Regions from separate parts of the Homo sapiens genome. Here region 2 is linked to region 1. A link is an interaction called in ENCODE POLR2A ChIA-PET data of the cell type or tissue named here. Cell type or tissue: Panc1. All regions are shown on one strand. Links, peaks and the distances in the headings refer to the core of each region. The heading gives the core; the rest is flanking DNA. Region 1 overlaps CEP250 (centrosomal protein 250). Region 2 overlaps UQCC1 (ubiquinol-cytochrome c reductase complex assembly factor 1).

The links. Peaks named below come from ENCODE experiments on the same cell type or tissue, not always from the same donor. Only the 100,000 strongest peaks of a DNase experiment are listed, where the experiment ranks them.
Region 2: POLR2A ChIA-PET joins it to region 1 with 12 read pairs; 11 of 35 experiments call an interaction of 5 or more read pairs at or near these places.

Annotation. Positions count from the first base shown.
Region 1 is chr20:35,457,166-35,461,564 of GRCh38, forward strand. CEP250 (centrosomal protein 250) reads left to right here. Exons shown (of 35, transcript NM_007186.6): 2 at 1,139-1,209; 3 at 2,818-2,940. Among named protein-coding and RNA genes, the nearest start is that of CEP250, 3.8 kb to the left of the region's middle. In Panc1, for the core only: no CTCF peak of the experiment used is centred there; no DNase peak of the experiment used is centred there; H3K4me3 peaks cover 680 bases; H3K27ac peaks cover 1,134 bases.
Region 2 is chr20:35,332,711-35,337,109 of GRCh38, forward strand. All of the region lies in intron 7 of UQCC1 (ubiquinol-cytochrome c reductase complex assembly factor 1), which reads right to left. Among named protein-coding and RNA genes, the nearest start is that of FAM83C, 42 kb to the left of the region's middle. In Panc1, for the core only: no CTCF peak of the experiment used is centred there; no DNase peak of the experiment used is centred there; H3K27ac peaks cover 718 bases.

The sequences.
Region 1 (4,399 bases), core at 197-4,196:
TCCTATAATAGTCAGTAATAATGGGCACTTGTTATAAACCAGGCTGTGTTTTAGGTAGGAGCTGGGAATACAGCATTCGATAAAACAATGCTTTTGCACTTGTGGAATTTGCATTTTGGTAAGTATATTACATAATAATTAGATAGGGACAGAAAAAGCATGGTAAGGTAAATAAAAGTACTAGTGTTATGTGGAGAGGTGATAGTATTTTATTTATTTATTTATTTGAGCATCTTGTCCCAGGCTGGAGTGCAGTGGCGTGATCACAGCTCACTGCAGCCTCGAACTCCTTGGCTCAAGCAGCCCTCCCACCTTAACTTCCCAAGTAGCTGGGACTACAGGTGAATGCCACACAGCCAGCAATTTTTTTTTTTTTAATAGAGATGGGAATCTCCCTGTGTTGCCCAGGCTGGTCTTGAACTCCTGGCCTCAAGAGATCCTCCCACCTTGGTGAAACTCTGTCTCTACTAAAAATACAAAAAAATTAGCTGGTCGTGGTGGCACATGCTTGTAATCCCAGCTACTCAGGAGGCTGAGACATGAGAATTGCCTGAACCGGGGAGGCAGAGGTTGCAGTGAGCTGAGATCATGCCAGTGCACTACAGCCTGGGTAACAGAGCCAGATCCTGTCTCAAAAACAAAACAAAACACTGGATGAGATTACCTTGGAAATTAATGGAGATGGAGAAGAGGTCTGAAGCCTTGAGGTTTCCAAACTTTAGATACTGGGGAGATGAGAAAAGGCAGCAAAGGAGACTGAGTGGGAGAGGCCAGAGGTTGGAAGAGAGCAACAGAGAGGCCCCACATGAGATTTAAATAAGGAGCTGCATGCTAATTTGTTTTTTTCAGGAGTAAGAAACAAATTATGTCTGTACACAAATGTCTATACTGTAGTTTCTTTCTCAGTAAATAAAATGTTTGTGTCCTCAAGTATTTTTCTGTTTTTGCTTTAAGTGACAAATTCTATTTAATACCATTCTGCATCTTAGTCCTTGTAGCATTTATGCCTCTATTCCAAGTTTAGGTGGTAGTGTTGCTTCTCTTTTAAACTTTATTTAAATACTCCTTTTGTAGTATTTTGGATGAGAGAGGATCAAATACATAATTTATCTCACTCTTCTGTCACTTTCCACTCCAGGTTCACAGGTGGCTGTTGGTCTTTAGTAAGGGTGCTGTCTTCCCTGTCTGATCCTTAGCAAAAGTAGGAAGGTAGGTCTTGTTCATTTCTGTACCACTGTGGCAGACTCCTGATACTGAGTTGAAATTCATGAGTGTTTATGGGATAAATTAATGTACAAAAGAAATGAATCTTTCCCTTTTTCCTGCAGTAATGATAACATTGGCTCAGTGGTTTACAGCTTAGAAGTACACTGACACTCATTATCTTATTTAGATGTAATCCAATTTGTTAGTTTGCCAGCTACTGCTCTTTTCCCTTTCTCAGGCACATTGAAATTTACTTTCCCTTTGGGGGCTCTGCTAGTTTATTCCTAGCAGATCTGATCTGGCAGTGTGTTTGTAAAAGGATGCTGAACTGTGTCTTGAGGAAGCTCAGAATGAAATCTGAATTTCAGAAAGATTCCTGAGATAATTTTTCTCTGTCTCTTCTCTTTTATTCTTGTTTTAATAAATTTTAGTTTTATGAGGATTGTTTTGGTTTTAAAAAACTTTAAATCATTTTTTAAAACTATTTTTTACAACAATTTTAGGGTTACAGAAAAATTGCATAGTACAGAGAGTTCCTGTATACCTTGCACCCAGTCTCCCCTTTTAGTATGGTATATTTGCTATAATGCAAATCTTTTTTTTTTTTTTTTTTTTTTTTTTTTGAGATGGAGCCTTGCTCTTGTCGCCCAGGCTGGACAGTGTTGGCCAGGCTGGTCTCGAACTCCTGACCTCAAGTGATCCGCCTGCCTCAGCCTCCCAAAGTGCTGGGATTACAGGTGTGAGCCACTGTGCCTGGCCATGCAAATCATTTTTTGAGATAAGTGGGGCATATAAAAATATAAACAAAATGAAGTTGCTTTATCTCTACAAGCCTCAGTTTCCTTATCTGCAAGATGAGGGGGGTGGACTAAATTTCTAAATAGCTTTAAAATTTTTTAATTATCTGCTAAAGTAAAATAATTATATAATTGTAATATAATTTTCTTTATTTGCTTAAGTATTACTAATACCACCTTGCCAAATCATGTTTGCAAGTTACTGACAGCCATATCCTAAAAGAAAACTTAATGAGAATTCATGGAACTATGTGTGGCAGGACTGCTTATTAGAGATATTAGGTTGAATGATGTGAAATTGCCATTTTTGTAGATAAAAAGTAATGAGTGAGGCTGGGCTTGGTGGCTCACACCTATAATGCCATTGCTTTGGGAGGCTTGGACCAGGGGGTGGCTGTCTGAAACCAGGAGTTCGAGACAAGCTTAGGCAACATGGCAAAACCTTGTCTCTACCAAAGAAAAAAAAAAAAAGCCTCGGTGGCACACATCTTCAGCTCCTCTGAAGGGTGAGGCTGGAGGATCCCTTCAGCCCAGGAATTTGAGGCTGCGGTGAGCTATGATTGCACCACTGTACTCCAGCCTGGGTGACAGAGCTAGATCCTTTCTCTAAAAATAATAATAATAATAGGATAATATTAGCAATTTCATATGGTTCAACCTAATGTTTTGGGATAGGGATTCAACAAAGTGTGAGGGGGCCTTTGAGACCTCATAAACTCCCACTGCATGCAAAAGCCCGGCTCAGCCCTCACCATACTAGGAGAGAAAAGGCTCCTCAGTTCCCTTGGAGTAACTTGGATCTACATTATTGTAGGTAGAGTTGTTGGCAGAAATCCTGGGATAAGAGAATAGTTTCCTGGAAGATCTGTGCCTCCAACCAGCAGAGAGGGATTGAGCTTCATTGAACTCAACAGAGCCAACATTTCATAGCACCATGGTGAGTTGGTCACACAGCCTTGGCAAAAAGGCTGAAAAGGAGGGTGTAATAGTATGGGGAAAGGTTGTATTCCCCTGGTTCGTAGGCTAGGAAGAGGCCTGGAGTACTGGTGCCACCAAACCTTTATTGGTGCCATTCTATTCTCCCTACTTTATGCACTTTCCTTACTGCCTAGTACAGGCTCTGCAAACTCAAGTATCTTCGGTTGTTCAGGAGGTAATGTAAATTAGTAAGCCGAGTTTTCCTCTTTAATGCTACTATAACAGAAACAATAGCACAGTTGCAATGATAAATGACAACTGAAATATGCTATCATTGTGAGGGAGAGAATCGGTGTGTGCATAGGGGAGGCCATGATGAACTGGAGAGCACATGCCCTGTCTAAAGGGGGCAGGCACTATACAACTGTGCAGAGCACACGCCCTGTCTAAAGGAGACAGGCGCTGTTCAACTGCACGGAGCGCGTGCCCTGTCTAAACGGGCAGGCACTATTCAACTGTGCAGCTGGTTGTTGCCTTATTGAAATATGGGTCAAGCATCACTGGGTATTCTGATTTTCCAAAGGAGCCAGAAATATGGATTTTATGTACATTCTCCCAATGATAAATGTTGGCACCTAATTTGAATTCTTAAAAACTATTATGTGGGCCACACAATGGCTGAAAAGAGCTAGCAGGGCACTGATTTGTCATCTCTGGCTTATGGCTTAGCTCTGCCAGGAGTGAGGCTCACATGCATTTCTTCACTGGACATTGTTGACAAGTTACAATTAAAATGAATTAGACAGCTCCTGCCTTTGAGGTACTCATGGATTAGCAGAGAAAATAGACAAGTAATGATGATAAGATGTAGAGTAGACATCAGAACATATGTATTCTCTCTGTGTATATAGCTATAAAAGTGACTAACTCTTCCTGGGTTCATCTGGGAGGACATGATAGGACGTGGCATTTGAGCCAGGATGTGGGAAATCAATAGTTTGGTGCATTAAAGGGATTTGGGGCCCTTGAAATTTCTACTGTATGTGCAAATGTTAGGTTTGCATTCGCTGTATATACCATTTTGTTGATAGGTAGTTGAAAATACGGATATTCCTTAGCCCTGCTGGTGAGAGTCTTAGGGTTAATAAAATGAGAGAACTCTTCCTCTGGCCCAGGTTATGGGATAATTGTGTGTTTTAGAGGCCTAAGTAACTCAGAGGTCATGATACCCTCATTTCTGGATGAGGGAAGTAGCACATCTGAGGTCACAGAGCCCATTGGAGGCAGAGCTTGGACTAACACCCAGAACTCTTTACCACCATGCCTTCCCCTGTCCTGGGTATCTCTGATGAAGGTCACCGTTAGGCTGGCCGCCTCTGCCTGTGGTGGCCCATTGCCCTGTTTTGGCCCAGCTCCTGGTGGGTGAGGGGGTTTGGCCATCCTGCTGCCACTGGTTCCTTCTCTCTTTTGGATCCTTT
Region 2 (4,399 bases), core at 296-4,295, 120 kb before region 1:
TTAGCAAGGGCTGGGCTAATAAATCGCTCTATTTTAAGCCCACAGGACATAAGACAGATGCGAGAAAGAGAATGTCCTCCAAACTCTGAGAGCAAAGTTGAGCCTGGAAATAGGAAACCTAATCCCCAGCCTAGCATTCTTCCCACTTACCTCAAGGCATCCTTCTGTAATCGTTTCATATCTTAATTTCAACCTAATAAAACAACAACAAGAACAAAAACCCTTTGATGGAGCCAGGTACTTCTGTGTATTATTATCTCATTTAACATAAGTGACTTGTGCTTCTATCAATGGATCAGTTAGTCCATTAGTTCACTCATAATTACTTATATTCTACCTATTTCCAAAAAAAAAAGGTTCAAATTGGATTACAACAAAAGGCACATGTTATGGCCAAAAGAGCCAATTTTTTTTTTTGAGCAAAGATTTTGAAATCCGTCAGCTCTGGGCTTGTGACTTACTATGGCGGCCACAGCCAAGTCCTTTAAGTTTTCTGCTCCTTGGTTCTCCTCAGTTGTAATATGGGGACACTCCCAACTCTATCACAAGGTAATTTGTAAGGATTAAATGAGATGATGTCTGTAAAATTCCTGGCACAGAGTTTGGCCCATAGTATGCACCGCAACCAAAATAAAAGTAAAAGAAAAGACTTAAGTAATAAAGTCTGTGGGGGGCGGGAGAAGAAAGGGGATAATGAATACTTACATCAAAATATCTAAATAAGGGAAGCGCTGTACTTTTTGGCAGTTGTGGCAAAAGGAAAGCGGGACTGCTATACCATTCTCATTGTTTAATAAAGAGAAGCATGGAAATTCATCAGGACAAAGAAAGTTCTTAATTCTCAATGCAGAAGGGCACATAAATACACGAGTGACTGTGTATGTTACACACATACACATGCTTATACCATCTCTCTCTCCAACAGGAACAGGGCAAACGGCTCTCCAGAGTCCTGCTGCCCCCTGACACCAAACTACTGCGGTGTACAGAGAAGTACTTCAAGAGTTAAAACATTTTTGTGCCAATATTTTAAGAGTGCAGAAGGTTCCAAATTACATGTAAAATAAACAATGCCAGACTGTGAAAACTCTTGGCTGCAACGTTCTCTGATGTTAACAAGAGTTTCTTTATTACTGTAACCTTTCAGAAGTGAATAAAAATTATTTCTCTGCCCTAGTTTTGCCCTCCAGTAAAAGTGAAGAGAGCAGTGACCATGGAAAGAGCTGTACAATGACCTCTCCTGAAGGCCGGGGGCTGGGAAGGGGGCAGTTTAGAACACAAAGCCTTCCATATATGCTTCTAGGTTAAAGGCTAGAAATTTAGTTTGTGCTGTGCTGATCATATTGTAAAATTTTACATTCCTAATACTTTTATGTAACCAAAACCCTTAGAGCGACAAGAAGGCATTTTCAAGAGCCCAACCTGAGCTGGTGCTATGGAGAAAACCCAAATCTGGACCATGACCCCTCAACTACTCAGTGAACCCCCTTACTCAGAAACCGAGTCTGAAGTGTCCTTAACAAAGAAGGAAGAAGTACTGTGTGTGACCAGTACTTAAGACAAAACATGTTACTACTCAGATCCTTAAGTGTGGATGAGTCTGTAAATATCAGACACACACAAGGATCTCAAAATGGAGCTAGTCTGGATAAAGAGAATCTGCATTTACCATTGCAGGAGAAGTAAGAATGTCACCAAACAAAGCCAAACATTGTTTGTCTTCTCATACCAACTCGGTGCCTTTATCCACACTGTTCCTCTGCCTGGCATTCTCTTCTTGTCTAGCAAACACCTACTTATCTGAAAAGATTTAACTCAAATGTCATCTATTCCCAGCCTGTCTCGAGACTCTGGGCATTCTCAGCAATTTAAAAACATTATAATTTCTTAATATTGTAATTATCTGTTTATGTTTATCTTCTCCTACTAGACTAGGGAGTCATGGAAAATGTCTTAATCATCCTTGTATCTCCAGTGCTTTTAGCACAGTACCTGGAAGCTAACAGGCCACAATAAAATGGATGGATAGATGGGTAAAACTTTGTTTGTGTCTGGGAACAGAAATCAGACAGAGAGTGATGAACTGCTAAAAAAACAGAACACAAGCTCTGGGACTTAACACAAGGCTAGCTTTTCAGACTTCCACAGAGTTGCAGAATGTTAAGTCTGGAAGAGAATGTAGAAATCATCTAACTCTCCTCCCCAGAGAGGTGATGTGATTTGACTTACTCAGGCTTACCCGAAGAGTGGCCAGGCCAGGCAGAACTCGTTCCATTATGCCACACTGTCCCTTCTTACTACTGTCTAAAATTGTCGGTAAAATAAGTAATGATTAAGGTCACATATCTAATTTCATTATAAACATATCTAATTTCATTATAACTAATTTCATTATAACTAACACATATCTAATTTCATTATAAACAAATGAACAATGGAAATCATCTAGGAATTCAAACAACTTGATAAAAGACACAATATCTGAATTCTTCAAAAAGTTTACATAGTGTCACCATATGACCCAGCAGTTCCACTCCTAGGTATACCCCTCAAGAAAGCTGAAAACTTATGTTCAGACATAAACTTATATATGAATGTTCACAGAAGCATTATTCACAAAAGCTAAAAAGTGGAAAGTGGAAAGACTAAATGTCTATTAACTGATTAATAGATTTTTAAAACATGGTATATCTACACAACAGACTATCCCAAAAAGGAATGATGTCGGTCGGGGGAGTTGAGCAAAAAATAAATAAATAAAAAGAAGAAAAAAGACAAAAGAAGGAATGAAGTACTGAAAATATGCCACAACATGACTGAACTTTGAAAACATTCTGCTAAGTGAAAGAAGCCAAACATAAAATACTGCATATTATATGATCCTATTTATATGAAATGTCCCAAATAGGTCAATCCATAGAAACAGAATGTAGAATAGTGGTTTCCAGGGGCTAGGGGTAAGGGGAACGGGTGTGACTGCTAATGGGCACAGGATTTCTATCTGAGGTAATTAAAATATTCTGGAATAGTGGTGATGGGTACATAATGCTGCAAATTTACTAAAAAGCAAATTTACATGTTATGGGATATAAATTATATCTCTATTTTTAAAAACAGAAAAATGGAATATCTGCCCTCTAGAAGCTAACTAACTGGAGAAGCTAGGACCAACATATAAGATGCCTGGCTAGGCGTGGTGGCTTATGCCCAGCACTTTGGGATGCCAAGGTGGGAGGATCACTTGAGCACAGAAGTCCAAGATCAGTGTGGGCAGCACGGAGAGAACCCATCTCTACAAAAAAACCCACAAAAACAAAAACCTAAGATGCTTATGGACTGAAAGGTTCAATGCTACAATACAAGTGGATACTGTGGAAGTTAGAGGAAGAAAGAAACAACACTTGGGTTAAAAATCTTAATGCCAATGCTAGAGCCATAGTTTTTAGTTTCGTACAGAGTAGTAATTAAAAGCACAGGCTCTAGAGTCCAGAAGGTTTGGGTTCCAATCCAGGCTCCCATATTTACTGTGTAAGTCTAATTAAATTGCCTAACAGTGGTAGGTAGGCTGAATTTGGTCTCCTAAAAGATATCCATGTCCCAGTTCCTGGAACCTGTGCGTGTTACCTTATATGGCAAAAAAGGATTTTGCAGCTGTGATCAAATTAAGACACTTGAGATGGGGAGGGAATCCTGGATTACCCAGTTGAGCCCTAAATGCCATCACACATATCCTTCCTTTTAAGAGAGAGGCGGAAGGAACTTAGGCTCAGATAGAAGAAAAGGCAACATGACTACAGAGGCAGAAATTGCAGTGATGCAGCCACAAGTCAAGGAACATCAGCAGCCACCAAGAGCTGGAAGGGGCAAGAGTCTCCCCTAGAACCTCCAGAAGAAGCACAGCCCTGCCGACACCTTAATTTCAGCCCCATGAAACTGATTTCTGGCCTCCGGTACTGTAAGAGAATAAATTTTTGTTGTTTTAAACCACCAAGTTTGTGGTAATCTGCTGTAACTGCTATGGGAAACTATCTCTGAGCCTTAGTTTCCTCATCTGTAAAATGAGGCTAGAAATGTTACTAATCTCACAGGTAAGACTGTTGCAAAATGTTATAAAATTCAAATGGTGCTTGTAAAGTGCATGAAAAAAAGAAAGTGCTCAATAAATGTTAGCTATTACTATTGGGGAACTCTGCTTCTGAATTATGCTGAAATCCTCAAGTTTCACATGTCGTTAGCCCATGCCTAGACCCTGCTCCTCTTAGCGAGGAGAACAGTAACAGTGGCAACAAAGACACCCGAGTTCTACTCTTCAGTGTTTCTAATTTGTACGCAGCTCTTCCAGAGCCAATTTCCCAATCATCTAAATGATATAATTAGTTTAGGAGCAGTGGTTCTCAAA